Linked DNA regions of Homo sapiens: regions 2, 3 and 4 are each linked to region 1. A link is an interaction called in ENCODE POLR2A ChIA-PET data of the cell type or tissue named here. Cell type or tissue: MCF 10A. All regions are shown on one strand.

Region 1 (5,000 bases):
GCGGCAAGAGCAAGAGAAAATGAGGAAGATGCAAAAACAGAAACCCCTGATAAAACCATCAGATCTTGTGAGATTTACTCACTACAAGAACAGTATGGGGGAAACCACCCCATGATTCAAATTATCTCCCGCTAGGTCCCTCCCACAACATGTGGGAAATACAAGAGTACAATTCAAGATGAGATTTGGGTGTGGACACAGAGCCAAACTGTATCACCCACCCTAGAGCTCAGTGGACAAGGTGAAATGCAAATGAGCCACAAATAAACTGAGGCAATATTTCTATCTCTTTTGCTTGCTGAAAGTTGGAGAAGGAGGAGCAGCTGAAGGAACCCAGCTTTTCTCTCTTGGCTGGTACTAGAGAGAGAAGGGGTATAAAATTACCCCTATAGTTCCTTCTGGGAGAAATTGCTTCTGAGATTCTAGAACCAGAAAACATTAACACTTCAATATTTTAAAAAACAATGAAGCAACACTTTTCGGATTAGCATGACTCTTTGTTTGTTTGTTTGTTTGTTTGTTTGTTTTGAGATGGAGTTTCACTCTTGTTGCCCAGGCTGGAGTGCAATGGCACGATCTCAGCTCACCACAACCTCTGCCTCCTGGGCTCAAGCAATTATCCTGCCTCAGCCTCCCAAGTAGCTGGGATTACAGGCATGTGCCACCACACCCAGCTAATTTTGTATTTTTAGTGGAGATGGGGTTTCTCCATGTTGGTCAGGCTGGTCTCGAACTCCTGACCTCAGGTGATCCACTTTCCTTGGCCTCCCAAAGTGCTGGGATTACAGGCCTGAGCCACCATGCCCAACAACTCTTTAATTACCAGAGAAAAGTTGTTATTTAGTGAAAGTCAAATAAAACAGAATATATATTCAGGATATGTAAAGGTGACCTGTTAGCCATAGCAGTTGAGGAGTGATTTTTTACCTTCTAGATACCTATGTAGTCTGATAACCAGGAAGTAGCACAGCCTAGAGTGTAGGCATTAAACCAAAGACAGGTCCCAGCACTACAACTTGCTAGCTGTGAGGTGTTGGGCAAATTACTCAACCTCGCTTCACCCTTATCCAGCTAAGGGGGTTGTTCTGAGGATTATGTGAAATAATTTGTGTAAAGCTCTTAGCACCACGCTACATGGTGAGTACACAAAAGATAGTTATTGGTACTTACTCTCCTGCTCTTCTGCATAGGTTTTGTCATCTAATCAACTATGATTTCTGCTGGAAGAATGGAGGCAATTTGTATACCTCATAGCAAGTTCATAAGGTATATTAACCACAGGAAAGGTTATATGGTGAGTTGATTGTTGCCTAATTTGATGAGTCAGATTGTTTTCTTTTTTTCACTTCTGTGTTGAAAATAGAAATTTAGGTCAATGTCTTGCTTCGGGCAGAAAAGCATTCTTTTTTGGTTACCTGTCTAAAGTAAGAAAGTAACCACTCTTCATGTCTCACCACCTATCTAGACCCACAGCTGATGTTAATAGATTTCCTTTGGAAACTTGAAGCAGGAGTTTTAGGACAATATCTGTATATGGCCCTTAAACCAGGAAATGTAGATTAAAGTAGAGTTCACAGTCTTATCTCCAAGTGCACCCAAAATGAAAAATTTAAAAACCTAGAACACAGAGATTTTTCAGTTGAAATAATAGACAATTTATGTTTGTGGGCAGTTATACCAGATCAGAGTTCATTACTTCACTCAGCCCATGGTGCAATGTAAAAGAAAGCTTCACAGTGAAAGACAAAGTTGATGGGAATCTTGAGGATAGCTAGGAATAGCCAAGGTAGTCTTCCCATTAAAAGGAGCTAATGTAAAGAATTACTCAGTAGGTTTCTAGGTTGCTAATGATCATATAGCCCTCATTAGCAGTAAACAAGCGCCTATTTAATCAATCCAAGGTCTTAAGGTATTATGAACTCAAGAAAGGTGAATTGCCTGTTATTTCTACTAAGCAGCATAACTTTAACAAAGCTGATAGATTTTAAATGTTCCCAATCTTCTCTCTGGCTCATGAAACTGGGTGCTGGCTTAATAACCTTAGGCCATAAAGTACTGTAACATGTTGGCTCATGCTGGGTGGCAACAGGTTTGTTTTTCATGATTATGTAATCTGAATTCCTTTTCCAAGAAAGGATTTGAAAATGAGCTATTAAATTGGATTGCCAGCAAGCGTATAGTCGAAATGCACATGTTTGTTAACCCTGGTAAGCCCAGACCCTTCCTCTCAAACTGCCACCCCACCACACCCCTCTATAAATTGGTAAACTATAAATCGAGTGTGACCCATGAGAAATGTTATGCGGTAGCTTGTTGATGTATACATAAAGGCTGAAAATGCCTACTAAGAATTTTTAGAGAGGATATTTAATCTGCTCAGTCTTAAATAGCAACCTAATCAGCCACGCAATATGGGCAATTTGTACACTAGTACTCATATTAGATTTGCTTTAAAAACTAATATGTGTTAAAATGTTGTGCTAAGGTACAGACTGCAGCAACTTCAAAGGCTTGAGGTGCCAGGTAGGTATTTATTGACTAGAATGCTATTTAGAAGAGAGGTTCACATTGTTCTTAACTTCCAAGACAAAAACTTAAAACCACAGCAAGTAACTGCTTGGAGTTTCGCATTCCGTACTCCTGCAACTCACAAGCGAACTTCCTGTTCCTTCTTGGCTGGCAGACGTGAAGGCTAGACGATGATGAATGGTTTGATTCTTGTAGTTGGAGAATCTGCCATGGCTTTCAGCCCTTAAGGCTTTGTGTGCCAGGCCAGGTGTTATTAAAAAAAAAAAAAGTTCTTCGCAGAGATTTGGATTTCACTTGATGATAACAGAGCATGGACTGAGGCATTTGGGCAAAGATCATATCTAATAAAGATCCGCACACCCATGTACATCCCAAAAAGGAATGTTTCAGAACACTTGAGAAACAAACCTGGAAACCTTTAAACATTACCTGGAATCTTGTTAGTAGGTTTCAAGAACTAAGAAAAAATAAGAAGAATGGAGGGTGGGGAGAGGAAGAGAAAGAGGAAGAAAAGGAAGAAGATGGCAAGATTCTTGGGCCAACATGTTTTTCTTTTTCATGGGGGAAATGGCAGAGTTTTTCCAAGTGAGAAGATAATTCTGTGCTTTCCTTTGCAGCTTGTATACATGGACATATGTTTTTTATGAGCTGAAAGTTAAATGCTAGGATTTCCTTCATTGCCTTCACCAGCTAGTGCTATATTAAATGGATCCTAGGTCAGAACCTACTAGAAACCGTGGGTGAGTGGGATAGGTTGTAATGCCAGCAGTGTGTGTGTGTGTGTGTGTGTGTGTGTGTGTGTGTGTGTGTGTGAGAGAGAGAGAGAAAAACAGGAAGAGAGGGAGGTAGAATTCCAGAACTGGTCCTTGTCTGGAGTAGCTATGAGTCTGCTTTGAAATTTAAGTGGAAAACAAGTTGAGAGAATACTAGAACAGTAGTTATTCAAATAGCAGGCTCAAATTAATTGCTTAGGAAAAACAGTTCACATTTTCTTTTCTGCCCCATCACTTCAGCAGTTTTAAAGATCTTATGGTGAAAGGACAGAATCTTGAAATTAGGTAATGGGGATAGGGCAGGTGGAGGGACAGGGGGAGCTGAATTTTAACTCAGCTGAATTGGGGACTAATTTCCTTGACAGTTCAAAAGTTCTTAATGAAGGCTTTCTGCCAGAAAGAACCAGCGCAGGCCACTACCCAGGCACGCTGAGGCCTGTTCCTGCCCCTCTTTCAGAGAAGAGGAGGCTTATAGCTGTCTCCTCTGAGGCAGCCCCTCCCTTGGGGAGGGCATTCCCTACCTGAACCTTCTGACCCTTCCCCAGTTCTCCATCACCACCACTGTGTTCATCCTGACTTTTATGCCTTCTTTCACACCCTGCTTGGAATTCTCTTTCCCCACCTCTCTTGAACCCAGCCCTTCACCTCCTTCCAGGCCCAGCCCAGGTCCTCTAAAAAGCCTCAACTCACATGGCAGTCTCCTCTCTGTAAGCCAACTTCAAGTTACTACAGTTTTCACTATTTCTGGTAGAAGCTTTGGGCTAGCTGGTCAACTAGAGACAAAGGCCTTTTCTTTCCTGGCTTTACTTTTTTCTTTAAAAAAAATCATAATTTTATGATCTCTCTGCCTGACTTTTATCATTGTTTACCGTACCCGCAGAATCTAACTGACGGACTTTTCACAGCTGTTGCGTCCAGGCAATATGTTATTTCAACTTCTCAATCTGTTGCACGTCAACCTAGGCCCATATTTGGTTTTTACTGAAGTTCTCTGACATTAGAATTTAAAAGCAATCCAAAAGAATGGAAGCTATTTCTCTGACCAGGACAAGACAAACCAAGGAAGAAATCAGTGCATCGAGGGCATATGATGCTACTTACATTCGTCTTCTCTGAGGGACATATGCAGAGGATTCACGGAGAGGGACTTTTCAGAAATGTGCTCCAAAAACAGTAGGGAAAACCCTTTCTCTATTGGCAAATGATGTTTTAAAGTCTTTTTCGAAGAAACAAATGTAGAAATGTTTTTCTACTGAGGCCTCCTTAAGTTTTAAAATCTCCTTTAAAAATAATACAGGGAATAGAGCTTCCAGGACAGAAATTATTCTTTCTCATGAGTGTAGACTTCTCTACCTAGGGAAGTCTAAAGGAAATTGAGTACAGTCAACCTGCAAGGGTGAGCAGAGATGATTAAAATGCACTGATAATTCAGAATCCCATTTCCACCTCATTAATTTCAACCTCTGTTCCCTTCTGTTGGTACTTCTAAAGATAAGAAAAGCAGACCAAATTGAAGATAATATCCTGTCACCACTCCTGCCTTCTCCCAACCCTGAGTGTTCAATCAGTTGGGTGGAAGATCATTATCAGAAGAAGGAGGCAAAGCAAGTGGTTCACATGACTGACAACCCCACTAGTTTCTCCCTCATCCCTTCACTGTGCAAAGATTGTAGATGTCACTTATTTAATATGGATGAG
Region 2 (5,000 bases), 130 kb after region 1:
AGAATGGCATGAACCCAAGAGGCGGAGCTTGCAGTGAGCCGGGATAGCGCCACTGCAGTCCAGCTTGGGCGAAAGAGTGAGACTCCGTCTCAAAAAAAAAAAAAGAAAAATTAAGTCTTACAAGGGCACAGTAGTAGCTGCCTTTAGATATTTACAGACTGTTGTAGGAGGGGGAATTCTTTGTCAGTTCTGGAGCACAAAATTAGGGTCTAAGTAAGTGAAGTCCAAGGAGCCAAAGAACTTTGACTATTTGGCTCAATGTAGGAATACAGTTTCTAGTAACTAAGCCATCTAAAAATGGAACAAGACTTACAAAAGGGTGAGAGCACTGGTCTCTGTGAATGTTGTCACGTGGACCAGGTAGCCCATGTGGTATCCTGTAGAGGGAGCCACCATATTGGGTAGGATGTTGGAATAGATCAGTGGTTCTCAAAAGACCAGGGCCTGCTGTATCATAGTTACCTGGAGCACTTATAAATATGATTCTAGAGCTGTACCAGAAGTCTGGTTGTAATGTCTAGAGCTGAGAATCAAGAGGATGTTATTGTTTAAAATGAATAGGCCGGGCAGTGTCTGACACACGGTGGCTCACGCCTGTAATCCCAGCACTTTGGGAGACCGAGGCGGGCGGATCACGAGGTCAGGAGATCGAGACCATCCTGGCTAACATGGTGAAACCCGATCTCTACTAAAAAAATACAAAAAAAAAAAAAAAAAATTAGCCCGGCTTGGTTGGGGGCACCTGTAGTCCCAGCTACGCGGGAGTCTGAGGCAGGAGAATGGCGTGAACCTGGGAGGCGGAGCTTGCAGTGAGCCGAGATCGCGCCACTGCACTCCAGCCTGGGCGACAGAGCGAGATTCCATCTCAAAAAAGAGAAAATGAATAGTACTCCTCTGGTGTTTCTGACACTCACCCAGCCTCAGGAATCAATGAATCAGTTAACCTCTAAAACTCTTTACAATTTTAGATTTTCCAAGGAAGTAAACTTAATGCTGCATTGTTTGACTGTCAATGTTTGCATTCATAGACTAAAACAAAAGGTATTTAAATTTCAAAGAGGGAGGTATAGAGTAAAAAGTTTTGGTAGTGGTGGTTATTAACTGTGGGATTTAGGAAGGACTTTTCTTTTTTCTTTAGAATTTCTTTTTGCTTAATTAGCCTGGTTTATTTCAGATGAAGGTTGATAAGGAGGGAAAGAAGTGTTTTCCAACACAGGATTTTGAAGCAAACTGTGTTGCTGACATTTGATCAGAAAAACTAACAAAAAATTTTAAACTTTGAAAGATATTTTTAGATTTAAGCGCTGGAACTAAATTATGTAGATTTCAGGTCTAACCAACTCTTTATGGCAAAGAATGTTGAAAGTTAGGAGTTGGATTAGCATGCAACATTTTGTCTGTGCGTGAGTATGTGTGTATGTTTGCAGCATTGCAGAAATTTTTGTTGCCTCCAAGGGGCCCTAAAACTGGAATGTGCCAAGGGGTGTCAGAGTGAGTAAAAGATTTAAGCTGGGAATATGGAGGAACATGAGAAAAAAAAAATGTAAGAAATCAAAGAAAAGTTGTTAGGAAGAAAAGAATAAAGGAATTACATTTATTTGGGAAGGTTGAGGGCCACCAACAACGATCAGGTGTGATTCAGCAAGACATGCCGTAGGTTGTAGGCTTATGGACTAGAGAATAAAGGAGATCTGGTTTGGACAGAATAACATTTTTAAATGCTTGAGTTTTCTCGGTGTGGTGTTGGAGATGGACAGATGTGCTCAACACAAGGTGAAAAATGCTACAGTCCTTAAGAGCCTTTGGGAATCTCAGCCTTCTTGGGAGGTTTTAGCAGCATCTGAGGTCCGAACTGAATATTGAAACTGCCTTCCAGGCAGCTCAGCCAAGGGGAAGCAGTGGTGGTGGGGCAGGATTCCAGAGGAATGTTTCACAGAAGGCCCCAACAACATTCATTAGGAGCGGGTTAATGACTAACTCTCCAGTCATCCGCTGTTATCCCAGTTACCAGGCATCTCAGGTGGAGATGGGCTTTGGCATCTCTGAGAGCACCTGGGATCTGCAGTGTCTGACACAAAACAGTTAGTCTTTGTGATGCCCTGCAGAGTAAGATATTTGCATAGATTAGAAATAGAAATCTGTCTTTCATTTGCGGGCAACCCGTTGGAGGAGGCAACCATTCAGCCATCTGTGCTGAAAAAAATAAGCCTTTGTCTGGAGCCAACCAAACTTGTTTTCATCCAACACATGTTTGCAATGGTTTGGCTACTTCTGTTTGAGAACAGGTTCTATAGCATTAGTCATGACCAGCCATTTCTTCTCTCTGAACAAGGACAAAGAGTCTAGATTAATACTCTGGTTGGGTTTTCCTTTTTTTTTTGCTGTGTATATGAACCCATATATATATCAAGACACATAGGAGTCAAAGGAAAATACATTTAAAAGCTGTTTATTTAATTTGTTGTCCCCAGAGAATCACACCCATGGAAATTTTTAGGTCAGTAGTGTATTCAGAACAACACAACAAAAATTTGAGAGTGACATTGATTGCAAATTGTTTAATAAAGTGATTGGCTTTATTAAAATTATCAAGTCCAAATTGGTTTAAATTAGAAAATTAGGAGGCACTGCTTTTTTTGACATTAATTTGACATACTGTGTCTCATCTGCTAGATATGGCTTTTGAGGGGCAAGTCCCTTCATAAGTGAGGGAAACCTGCCAAGACACTATGATTGTGTTGGATAAGAAATGGATAACTCAGGCCCTACTTTAAGGTGTTAATTGAATGAGAAAACAAAATATATTAAAAGGAAAATACACACAGGGCTACAAATAAAAGGAAAAAAGAAGAAATCCCTTGATATTGTTATAGAAATGTTAAAAGAAAATAGTGAAAAGAAGGACACACTCTGGTAGACAGATGGGGGATGAGTCATGAAACCATAGGATTTAAAGAGATTAAGAACCACCGAGTTTGTTAACCCCAAACTGTAAGATTTATTACCTTGGGGCTTTGAAAATGTTAGTTTTCCCCTGTTGGTTAAAATGACTCAAGGGATGGGACCACTGTAATTTTTTCCATTTTGCTTTGCTTCTCAGATTCCTTTTTGCCAGCTTTTCTGTCCAGCAAAGGGACTCTTGAGCAGTTCATCTTCCCCAGCATGTTCTCCTGACTCAAAGGAAAGATTTTTGTAATGTGTTTTAATGATTTGCATAGCAACAGGCTCATTATAAACACATGGTTTTCACATTTTTCTGGACACGGAAAGAAAAAAGATGGCTTCTGAGAGGTGGATAAATTCTTACTCAAACAGAAGGATACTTAATAATAGCAAGGGGAAGCCAGAAAATTGCTGGCCAAGATCACTGCTTTTAGTTTAGGTCTGGGGTTTTTCCAAGTCTTCCTCAAGCATGGAAGTCCCTCTTTAATTTCTTCAATACTAAAGAGAAAACTTTTAAAAGAAAACTTAATTTTTGAAGAGTGAATTTAGGCTACAAACTTCTAAGTTGCTGAGTGCATGCATGGTTTCTAAAATTTTTAATTTTGTGGTTTTTTTTTTTTTAACCAAAACATGTTTGTCTTTGCATTACTCACTGTTGAATGTTATGGTTGCACAGTGCACAGGAGCTTCTAATTGTCCTAATGAGGTCAGATAACATTTCCTACTTTTCCAGGACATCTTAGTAGCCTGCCTGTTTGGGTGGGGCTGTCCACCCTATTAATGGTGAGCACTCTACAGAATTGACAGAGTGCAACTACTGCTGTAGCCAGCACGGTCATTCCATTTGCCAAGGATGATTTTAGTACACTGTCGTACATCTGGCAGACACATCAGGCCCACAGGACCTGTTCCAAGTACCCTCTATCTGGTGGATGCTATGTCTGTTTTCGGTGCTTCTCAGCAGCTATGGGTATCCCCTACTCTTAGGATCAGTGATCTATTGTACATCTCCCAGTTCTTCCAAAGTCCTGGGTATTCTAGTCAGCCAGGTAAAACTGCCTAGCAGTTATCACCAGGAGGATTTTTAAAATACTTAATCTCTGTATGGGCTTGCATGGAGCATTCTTAAATGTTAAAGATAGTTCCTGTCTGGGAAGAACCAAGTGGACAGGTTGTCTTTCAACCAACTGAGAATAAATACCCACATTTAAAGCTGTGCTGTTTAGGTACCAGAAAGAGGGTAAGTGCATTTCAGCGTGTGAAGTGAGTGACAAGGGAGTTAGGTTAATGCATTTTTAAACTATGATGGGGGTCCCCTTTTTCCAGTTACGTATTTGGGCCCATGGCATGTTGATGGGAAAGCCAGACTAAGTGAAGCTGTATATCTTCATAAGGGTTAAAATGGTGTTTTGGTGTGTGCATGTGTGTGTCTCTCTGTGTGTGTGCATGTGTGTGCTTAAACTAGGTTTCAGGAAGTGACCTTACAGTAGCTTTCTTCACATTTTCTTTCTTATAAATACCAATACTTTTCCCCCTTAGACTCCTGCAATCTGCCTTGTGTGCTGTTGTAAACAAGTTAGTGTTCAACCAGTGTTTAAAGTGTCTGTTTTAAAAGCTCTAATTATGGTAGTATTTCCATTTCCTTTTACAACACCCTTTATTTTGTTCCTCCAGTTCTTTTAGTTCTTTTATTATTTTGAAATGTCATTTTACTGGATATTTAAAGTCTACCCGTGGGCTGGGATACAGGGACTCCCTTCAAGTCTTAAGATTAAGCATGAATTCCCTGTGGATAATATAATTTGCTGAGAATAGCAAATTCTCCTCCTGGCCAGCTCCAGCTAGTGAATGGGAAATTGTTCTCTTTATGTTGGTTATTGAGAATGGAATTATTTCTGCCAGATATTTTAGATATTTTAAGATGCAGTTGACATTGGGATCTAATCTCAAACATTCTGTGTGGTTAATGTAATGTACAATGTGATGAGAGAAGATGGCTGTCTGTAATAAACAGTGCAACCTTGGAGGGAAGAAGAATTACCTTCCCAAAATGAGAT
Region 3 (5,000 bases), 130 kb after region 1:
ATTTTTAAGAGACATCCGCTTCCCATAAAGGATTCTCAAGATTGTAGGGGTATCATTACAATGGGTGGGATTGAGAATGGTGTGTCAATTTCAAAAATGGATTTTAAAAAAAATCTTGACGTTGGAAGAGGTGCAAAGAATAGATGTTTTATAATTGTTTGCTCTACCTTTTTTCCTGAATATCAGCATTGGGACATTCAGTTGGAGTGGAGTGGGTGGAGAGGAAGGAAGTGACAGATGTGCTACATCCACACGTTAAAGAAACTTACAGTGTCTGAGCAGCAGCAGAATCTAGAAAGCACAAGAATCCAAAACCTCAAAACTTCCCCAGCCTGAGGATATTATAGTTCTGTGTGGTTCTGTGGAAAAATGTAGTTGCGTTCCATCACCGGATATAATGTAACAGTAGTAGTCATGGTAGCAGCTAACATTTATGTGCAAGATGCTATGCTAAGTATCTCAGATTATTATCTTTTTCAGTCTTCACTAGAACTCTATAAAGTGGGCACCCTGAAAAAGAACTGTTTGTTTTTTAAATAACAGAAGTTTTTTCTCTAACAAGTGGAGTAGATTTAGGTCATCACATAAATGGAGTCTTTTATATTACTTTGCCAGAGAAATACATCCGTTCATGCCTTTCTTCACTGGCTTTATCAGAGTAACAGGGAGTTTAGTTCCATAAAAAGTCAACAAAGAAATCCAGAGGGCTGACCTACCAGTAAGATCAGAGATTATTAACTAGTACTATGAGGGCTGATTCTGGTCTTCAGGTGGGTTTTGTTTCACCAGGATCATTTTTGAAAGAACTGAATTGGGACGCCTTGCAGAGAGGCATGTGCTGTCTAACTGGGCCTAGTTCTCCACTCCCTAGGGAGTTAATAGTCAGCAGCATTTACACATTCTTGTGACCTGTCTGGCCTTGTAGGTATTTAGGTCCTGACTGCCGATACTTGCACTTTCTGTATAACTTGAAGTGCATCTCAGTACTTGGGTCAGCCCATATCTCTTCATTGACCCAGTTGATTTTATGTCATTCAGTGTCCAGCTGTATTAACACTTTAGCTGCCTATAAGAGACTGTAGGTGGTTGAGCTGAGTGTGAGAGTATAACTTCCCTAAGTGCTCATTTGAAAACTTTATTTCTGTGTAAAGATCACTCCGGAGGGCTAGATTATATGTCCCTGTCAACTTTCTACTGCAGAGCCATGGCTCAAATTATTCAGATTTCCTCTCTTTATTGCTCACAATATCTGTCTCATCTCTGATTACCCATAAAAGGTTCATGCATAGAAAGAGTACCAAGCGTCTTATAGGCCAATAAAGACATCATTCAAATCTTAAACAAACACAGCCTATTTGAGAAAGAGCCCTTTGCCTTATATCAAGACAGACCAGAATGATAGAGTTTTATATCTAAATATGAGACCCCACATATCAATAAATCACAGAGACCAGTTGCTTTGTTTTACAGATGAAGAAACTGAGAAACAGACAGATAAAGGGACTCTGCCCATAGTCACACAGCTGTTTAGTGACAAGCCTGGCTCTTAAGGTGGTTCTGGAATGGTTTTAGGTGAACCAAGCATGCTGACATGGGAGAGCCCATAGATAGGATTTATTTAAACGTTCAAAAAGTCTTTGCCAATCCTCCCCTCCCCTCCCCTTAGCTGTAACAGCTAAGACACACTGTGGAATTGGAAGGGATGAGTTTTGTCAAAGAGAAGGAAGTAGTTCAGACAGAAGAAACAAAGGGTAGAGGGAAACAGGCACTTCTTTGAGTGAGTCCTTTAAATAGCGAGCATTATGTAGAGAGTGGAACTAAAATGGGTTTTATTTAACGTCTTTATCAGTGATCTCCAGCCCTGGGCACATAGTGAAAGTGCCAAGCTTTCAGATGACACTGAGTCCTTTAGAAGGGTGGAAAATTGAGACATTGCAAGTAAACAGTAGAAAGGTGTCAGCAGGTGTCAAGTTACCAGGTGTGACTCAAATAATGATACTGCTTTCTGGTGTACTTTGTAAAAGCAGAGGAGGCGTAATCATAGCGGGACATGTTGCAACATGTTTCGGTTTACAGCCTCCTAACTCTCAAGGTCAGCTCGTCAATCTTGTGCTTGCAGCTGGGGAGAGTGAGTAGACATTTCGCCTGACGTTTGCTGCCAGCATAAAAATGAGTTACCGTTATTCAGAGCAAATCCCAGCAACTTTGACGTAAGTTTAACTGAAATGCGAGTTAGACACATGGTCCTTTAGTAGAAAATCACAGAGATGAAGCAATGTTGGAAGCAAATGCTTTTGACCAGCATAAATGTTTTGAAGAAGGTAGAAAAGATAGATGTTTATGACAGTGACTAATGTGAGAAACCCATAGGTCTAACTAAGGAAAACATGAAAAAGGTCGGTAATTTGGATCCTTGAAATAAAATGGCCAACTGTGAAAAGATAGCTACTGATGAGGATACTGATGGAAAATTTGAAGCAAGTTATGTATCTGCTAGAGCTCTGTATGTTTTGAATGATTGTTGGAATCAGCAAAGAACTAGTATTTTTTGGTTTAATCTTCAAGGAAAATAATAGCTGGAAATAAAACAATAAAAAAAACACTACAAAGGAGAACATACATTAATGTGGGAAGTAGGGGGAAAAAAAGGAAAAAGAAGGAGAACAGACTTGAAGACCTCACTCTCTGGTGTTTGTTTCTTGGTCAGGCTCTGTAAACTCCCCAAAATTAAGTTCTTGTGTTTAGAATCAGGAGATGATGCTAGCATAGCTATTGTAAGGATGAGTTCAGAAAGCATTTGCCATTGTGCTTAGCATATAGTAGGTCTTCAAATAATATTTGTTTTTTTTAAATGAAAAGATATACTAGAAGGTAGCAGGAAACTGCTGCATCCCTCAGAGAGCTGTGCTGGTATCAGTCACCTGGCAGAAGATTCTCTGTGACCCACACTAACCAGAAACATAGGGGAAGAACATTCTGGGAAATGGAGTGCAGCCTAGTCAGGTTGAGACATTACAATGCCACTGTGAGGCTTCGTACATTATTAATGATTAGTAAAACCCAAATCACTGTAAACCATACCCTACTAGAAACTCTACTGAGTACAAATTTTGTACTGACTGGCGATTTCCAAAATTCAGAATTACTCCCTCAAAACAAATGATTTGATATTATTGAAGATAACTTCAAATTTGTCCCTAATTCCCTCAGGCAATTCCCAAAAGTGGAATTGCAAACAATAATTTAAGCAAACATTTTGTGTTATTATCATAGACATGTATTCCCAGGGAGGTTCCCCACCCTCATTCCAGTCCCATATGAGGGAGCAGATCTGCTGCAGAGGACGCGGCCTGGTGCTTTGTCCTGTGCCGAGTGTAGGAAGGCTAAGGTTATCAGGCCCGAGCAAGGAGACAGGATAAAGCGGGCCTTGCCTCACAGCTTCCCAGATGGTCAGAGCAGCTGTTCAGAACAGGGAAGCCAGGTTGGCTGCCACAGGACGGGCCAGGCTGACCCAATGGTAATCTCACAGTACTTGTAACTTGAAGAGACTGTAGTCTGAAAAGATAAACAGATTCCAGTGAAAGATTATTTAAAGAGATGATAGACTCCTGATGAGTGACAGTTATTTAAAAAATAAAAATAAGACATTGGGAGCCTGTTGGTTCTTTGAGTGTGGTCTTCACACTACGTGCATCAGTATTGCCTATGGCATTTTAAAAAATATGTAGGTTATTGTACCCCAGTCCTGACTCCCTGAATCAAAATCTGTTTTTGATCATTGCCATGGGTGATTCTTATCATTTAAGTTTGGTTAAATGGAAGACAACTGTATCCTGATGTCTTTTCAGCTGTAGCTGGTCTTTTCTGTTAGTAGATGGATGTTGGAGAATCTCAGGGGGGATTTTGGGGAACTGGGAAGGAATTAAAGAGTTGCAAAGCTTAAAACATTTGGTTCAGGCTGAGGAATTTAGAGAATAGATGGCGTGGTCTTATTTAGTAGAAAAATTGTGGGCGTCTTCCTGGGGATCCTAGAAGGAACAGAATGGAGAATCCAAGGTTCTTCTGTAGCAATTTTGTACAGTTTGATTGTATTTCCTCTCTTTCAGAATATTTTAGCCTTCTAGGTAGTTCAACTTCTGTAATGCACAATAGATTATGCATAATATAATGAGTAATACATCTCCTAAATAGGTTTAGGGGATATATTAAATACTATTTATTGCATAAGAATTTAGCCTTTTGTGCATCCTTTATTTATTATTAAATTTATTATTCCTATAAGAATAATAAAAACTGGCCTGAATTATACTACTCTAGGACCCTAAAACCTTAAACACAACTTCCCACTGTTTCTGCAGGCTTTGAAGTTACAGATTGAATTTTAATTTTTAAAGTGAGAATTTTGCAAAACTGAGAATTCTACATATGGATTTCAGTAATTCTTTTGCCACTGTCTGATTTATTGATATTTACTGCATTTAGGTAAGTGTAAGATGAAATAATAGGTAAATTAAGAAAAAAATAAAATAATTTCAGCCAAATAAAATTCAAGGTTGTGAAAACATTATTTCTTTCCATTATCAGTTATTTGAAAAAATATTATTTCTGGCACTGGTTCATGAAATACTTGATTTCAACTACCAACTAGAAGTACACTATATTTAAGTAAAAAAAAAAAAAAATACAGAGAGGCTTGGTTCTAGATAGCAGTTATCTTAATTTTCCAGACATCTGTGACTACTTCCTTACTATATACATTGAGAGATTTTGTGTGTTGCATTTGCATGCATACAAGCACACCCATGATTTTGTGATGTGCTGACTCTTGTTAAGAGTACTTGAAAAGCATTATCCTGAGAGCTAATATTCTGACAAACCTTTTTTTTTTTTTTTTTTTTTTTTTTTTGAGACGGAGTCTTTCTCTGTCGCCCAGGCTGGAGTGCAATGGTGCGATCTCGGCTCACTGCAACCTCCGCCTCCCGGGTTCAAGTGATTCTCCT
Region 4 (5,000 bases), 120 kb after region 1:
GAGGATCCCTTGAGCTCGGGAGAATGAGGCTGCAGTGAGCTATTAACATACTACTGCACTCCAGCCTGGGTGACAGAGTGAATCTCTCTGTCTCTCTCTCTCTATCTCTCTCTCTCTCTCTAGGTATAGATATAGATATAGATATAGATATAGATATAGATATAGATGAAACTGTGATCTTATATTGAGTTAAAATAGCAAAGTCTTTCAGTTCCTCGAACAGCTAGGATTAATTTAAGGTTGTGCTGTCCAATATGGTAGCCACATGTGGTTATGGAACACGTGAAATGTGGCTATTTTGAACTGAAATGTGTGGTAAGTGTAAAAACACATCAGATTTTGAAGACATAGTATGAGAAAACTAAAATACTCATTAATTATATGTATGTTTGAGTACAGGTTGCAATGATATTTTGAACGTGTTTTAAATAATATTTATTAAAAGTAATTTCACTTTTGGTACTTTTAAATCAATGTGGCTTCTAGAAGATTTAAAATTAAATATGTAACTCACATTTGATTTCTGCTGAACAGTGCTATTCTAAGAAACGCAAAGGGGGCATTTAATGGTAATAGTGAGTATAAGCATCCTAATAAAATGTAAAAATATGCTAGAATAACCTTGGCTCTACTTTTAACTTAACAAGTGGAAGAAGGATAAATGATATAACAAAGGCACCTGAGATACCCTTCAGTTCATTGGTAAACCCTATTTGAGGTAGAGAACTGCTGTGAGGAAATCCAGCGCTCTGGAGAATGGTGACTTTCATAACTCTCGGCTCTCTCCTAAGGCTAAGCCTAAGAGCCTTGGTTTTTAAAAGAGTGTAAAAAAGCTTTTAAAAACCAAACTATAATCATTTCAAAGAGTAAGTCCTTATCCTCTAATTTATCCCCTTTTTCTTTTGCAAATTTATATTTTGATCTTTACTAAAAGCTGTTTTACCCAAAGCTATCACTACAGTAGAAATTTTCCACATTTTGCTATTTTCATAATGACTAGAGATTATAAAGATAAGAAACTTAACATGCATTTCCTATTATCACATAAAAGTTAACTTACATGAAGAATATTTCTGTGGTTTGATTTCATGCTAATCTTTTGGCAATTAATAATTTATGTGGGATTTGGGGGGTACTCAATTAAATGCAACACCTCATGCCCTGGCAGATAATAGTGGAATTCTGCTGTATTTTATAGCTTGTTTAATCACGTCAGTATATATGTGTATTTGCAAAGGATTAAAATAATCAATGCTGATTAAGAATCGACTGAAGAGTAGACTGCTGGGGGAGATTTCTCATCTTTAAGTTTTGTGTTGCTTTTTGTCTTTGTAAAAATGACAGTGTGAAACATTATTAGCTTAATGTCAATCCTAGAATGTAATGGCACCGGCATCTCCATTTTCTAGGTATAGAGATTGTGGGTGAACTATTCGCCAGTCTTAACTTGTACGTCTTCATCTTTCTGTGTATTCTAGGTGAGTCGTACAGTCTCAGAAGAGTGGTTTTTCTTGGCTATGGGACTTGCTTCTTGGGTCTGTGTTACTCTGCATTTTCTTTTCATGTACTTTTATAAAGAGATTGGCTAGGAAAATGAAGAGGGTGCAGTTGTTAATTATAGATGTGTCAGTTATAGAAATCTCAGACCTACCCAGAGTAGAGGTTGATTACACACAAGTTCTTTTCTACCGTTATCCAACTGATGTACAGTGGCTTATTTTCCAAAGCCATTGGAATGTAATTGCATGAAGTGCTATTTCAGAGTCTGCTTATAGTCATCTTTTGAAGTATTTTCCATGCCTCAGTGAAACTGTTCGTGCTTGTATAATATGTAATTCATATATTTTATGTGGAAGCACACCATTTCTTAATTTACAGCTGAAATATTGGGTAAGATAGGCAACCTATTACAACTTAATGCAAGATATTTTAAACTTTTGCTTCTGGATGAGTAACTCTTCAAAATGCTTGAGATAAGATCATGGCTTTAATCCTTGGTAATTGCCAAGACTGCATCTAAACCTCTTACAAATAGCATTAGTCTGTGCCATTGTCACAAAACTGGAAAAACAAAACCCTCAAAAAATATTTCCCTTTTAATAGCTAAGGTGGGGGATTATACCATCTCTTTACAAATAAATGAACAAACAAATAAAAACCACCCCAAACTACTTTTTAATAGATTTTATTTCTTTAGAGCAGTTTTAGTTTCACAGCAAGATTGAGCAAAAGGTACGGAGAGTTCCCATAATGTCCCCTGCCCTCAAAACTACTTTTAAGGGCCCTTATTCTCTAGAATCTTTCCATAATACCAAAAGATGGACATTTTGACGCTGTAGTATCCACACACCAACCTGCCACTGAAGAAACTAGCCGATTTTTTAGTATATGCTTAAATGTATGTTTCCTGTGTTAAAATGCAGTACACCAAACCAAATAAATGAGGAAGCTGCTCACATAAAAATGACATTTTAGTGTGGCTTTCCCTACTTGGTTTCATCGTAGTGCATTTTTTGTAAGTGGTTCAGGGATGTGGTTCTTGTGTCTGAGGACTGGCTCTTCTGTCTTCTTTTCTCATCATTGCAGTAAACTTATTGCAGAACTCATGGCACCAGAGCTGTGTGTTCTAGTTTTCTTAAGAAAACTGGAGCAATAAAATGGGATTCATACCTCACCCAGAGGAGGTATCATGAGGATTAAATGAGTCTGGCTTACTTTTGGTGCCTGAGATATAAACAGAACAGATATTTCAGGCATTTACTCAGGTAATATGATGGGATCCTCTTGGTGTCATGGAGAAGGTGGTTTCTATTTGCAATCATCCACCATGCTTTCTTCAACCATGTGGCAATGTTTAGCAGCTAAGCTCAGCTTTCAAAATTGAGCTAGAGTTTAAATTGGCAAGTTAACCACAAACCAGCCTGGTGGGGTCTCAGCTGGGCTTGACAGGATTAGTAGTTCCTTGGATAATACACAGGAAGTTGATTGGTGCACATGCTAGTTGAAATGAGAGCCTAGGCTCTGATTCCATTTCCTGTGAGGCACTGTGTAGACGTGGGAGAATAAACATGTGCTGTATTGGACTTTCAAGGCAGGGTCTTTCTACTCCAGAGTAGGAAAATAGCTAGAGGAAGAACGGGAGGAGTAGGGTGGGAATGGAAAAGGTTACTTTGGGCATAGCTTCAAAAATCAGGGTGGGGATGGACTTTTCTTCCTGCTAGAGAACTGAATTTGACAGTTCTAAAGTTAGGATGTTCTGGCTGTGAGTAGATACAAACTCTGTCCTCCAGATTACCTGCCTCCCCCAATTCTGCCCTGCACTGGACACCCCGTTTCTTCCATAGTTATGTAATTATTTCACTGGATAATTACCTGGTGAGTCACCCTGAAATATTCTGTGTCCTCTGGAAGGTGCTGTACAACAGCAGTGATAAATTTATGCCATGAATTAGGTTTTTCTATTAGAAGTGGTTTACTTTGTTATTTAGAGCTCTGGCTCAAGATTATTGCCTTACTATCATTTCTCTTGTACCTCATCATCCTCCTCAACATATCCATATGTGTGTATGCACAGGAGTGTGTGTATGTGCAGCTGTAGTGTGCATTTTGTGTGTGTTGTATGTGTGCACATACATGTTCGTGTGTATATATTCCATGGAATATTCTTTCTCTGAGGGATTTCTGGGGTGGAGGTCAGGTCTGGTTTAATGATCTGGATGGATGGGAATGAGAAAAGGAAATTTAAAATAGCTTTCAAGACACAGAAGCAATAAAAATTTTAACCGTTTTTTAAAATCGATTGTAGAACATTTATGCAGTTACTGTGGCCCTCTATAATTTGAATATTACTAATTTGAATGAAGTGTGGACCATAAAAATATCTCCCAAATGTCAAAACTACTTTTAGTGAAAGATGATAAATCATGGTTAGCCTGTTAAGCAATTGTGAAGTTGCCCTCTGTTTCTCCACTAATGCTTATAAAAGGGCTCTTTTCCAACTTTAATAATTGCTGCATAGCATGTTAATTACATATATTACATAATTTATTATATGGAGACTCACTCCTAGGCATCCAAAATACCGTGGAATACCCTCATACAGCCCTGTGTTCCATACAGGAATTCAGTATAATGCAGAGCTACTTTGGACCCTTTTCAGATAAGTTTCTTGAATTGAATACCCAAATGACTTCATGTTAAGGTTAGCTTAAGCCTACATCATAGATCTCAGAGGATAGCATCAGAGTGATGTTCCAGTGTCCCAATATCATCTCTCATGAGATCCTCAAAATCTTAGTGGAGGTATAGCTTTGTGATTTTTTTCCTTACATCTTTTAAATATTTATGTTATTTGTAGATGTTCCAGCTTCTACCTTTGCCTGCTTTTTCTCATTGACTCCCAGATAACCTCTGTTTCCTGATTCTCTGGTTCACAGAGATGTCAGTAGTGCTGATGAAAAAGATTTATGAGGTTTACCTGCTTTGATTTACTGATGATGATGATGGTGGTGGCGATGGTGGTGGTGGTGGTGGTAACAGGAGTAGTAGTCGTGCAGCCGCAGCAGCAATAGAAGGTACCACTTATGATGTAGTTACTTACCATGTGCCATGCAGGTGATTGACAGGCATTATCTCATTTACACCTCTCAGAGCCTGTGGGCAAAAGTTGTAACCATCATCTCCATTTTGCAGAGGAGAAAACTCTGAGAGTCTAGAAGGCTCAATGACTTGTGTAAAGTTACTGAGACAGTGAGTGCAAAAGATGGGAGATGGACTGACCTCCAAGTCTGTTTTCTTTCTATTCAGCCACATTTCATTTCCTCTATGTCATCACTCAGGTTGGAACAACTAATGGACTCAGTGGAGCTAGGAAATGAATAATAGGGTCAGAATTCATCCAAGTAAGTTTGTCTAAGTTGATAGAAATATAACCTTGGCTCTGGTTGGCATTTTGTTGCTCAAGAAATGCATAGATTTCTGATGTGAACTTGTCCTTTGGA

Evidence for each region. Peaks named below come from ENCODE experiments on the same cell type or tissue, not always from the same donor. Only the 100,000 strongest peaks of a DNase experiment are listed, where the experiment ranks them.
Region 2: POLR2A ChIA-PET joins it to region 1 with 27 read pairs; 4 of 35 experiments call an interaction of 5 or more read pairs at or near these places.
Region 3: POLR2A ChIA-PET joins it to region 1 with 101 read pairs; 4 of 35 experiments call an interaction of 5 or more read pairs at or near these places.
Region 4: POLR2A ChIA-PET joins it to region 1 with 15 read pairs; 5 of 35 experiments call an interaction of 5 or more read pairs at or near these places.

Annotation. Positions count from the first base shown.
Region 1 is chr1:214,571,232-214,576,231 of GRCh38, reverse strand. No RefSeq gene overlaps it. Among named protein-coding and RNA genes, the nearest start is that of PTPN14, 22 kb to the right of the region's middle. In MCF 10A, no CTCF peak of the experiment used is centred here; DNase peaks (open chromatin) are centred at 1,311, 2,071, 2,681 and 3,751.
Region 2 is chr1:214,444,116-214,449,115 of GRCh38, reverse strand. The region is part of intron 3 of PTPN14 (protein tyrosine phosphatase non-receptor type 14); the gene reads left to right. Among named protein-coding and RNA genes, the nearest start is that of PTPN14, 100 kb to the left of the region's middle. RefSeq lists an enhancer at 1,992-2,678. In MCF 10A, a CTCF peak has its summit at 381 (motif pointing right); DNase peaks (open chromatin) are centred at 1,955 and 3,005.
Region 3 is chr1:214,436,693-214,441,692 of GRCh38, reverse strand. The region is part of intron 3 of PTPN14 (protein tyrosine phosphatase non-receptor type 14); the gene reads left to right. Among named protein-coding and RNA genes, the nearest start is that of PTPN14, 110 kb to the left of the region's middle. RefSeq lists enhancers at 1,920-2,259, 1,574-2,545. In MCF 10A, no CTCF peak of the experiment used is centred here; DNase peaks (open chromatin) are centred at 322 and 2,052.
Region 4 is chr1:214,453,160-214,458,159 of GRCh38, reverse strand. All of the region lies in intron 2 of PTPN14 (protein tyrosine phosphatase non-receptor type 14), which reads left to right. Among named protein-coding and RNA genes, the nearest start is that of PTPN14, 96 kb to the left of the region's middle. In MCF 10A, no CTCF peak of the experiment used is centred here; a DNase peak (open chromatin) is centred at 2,979.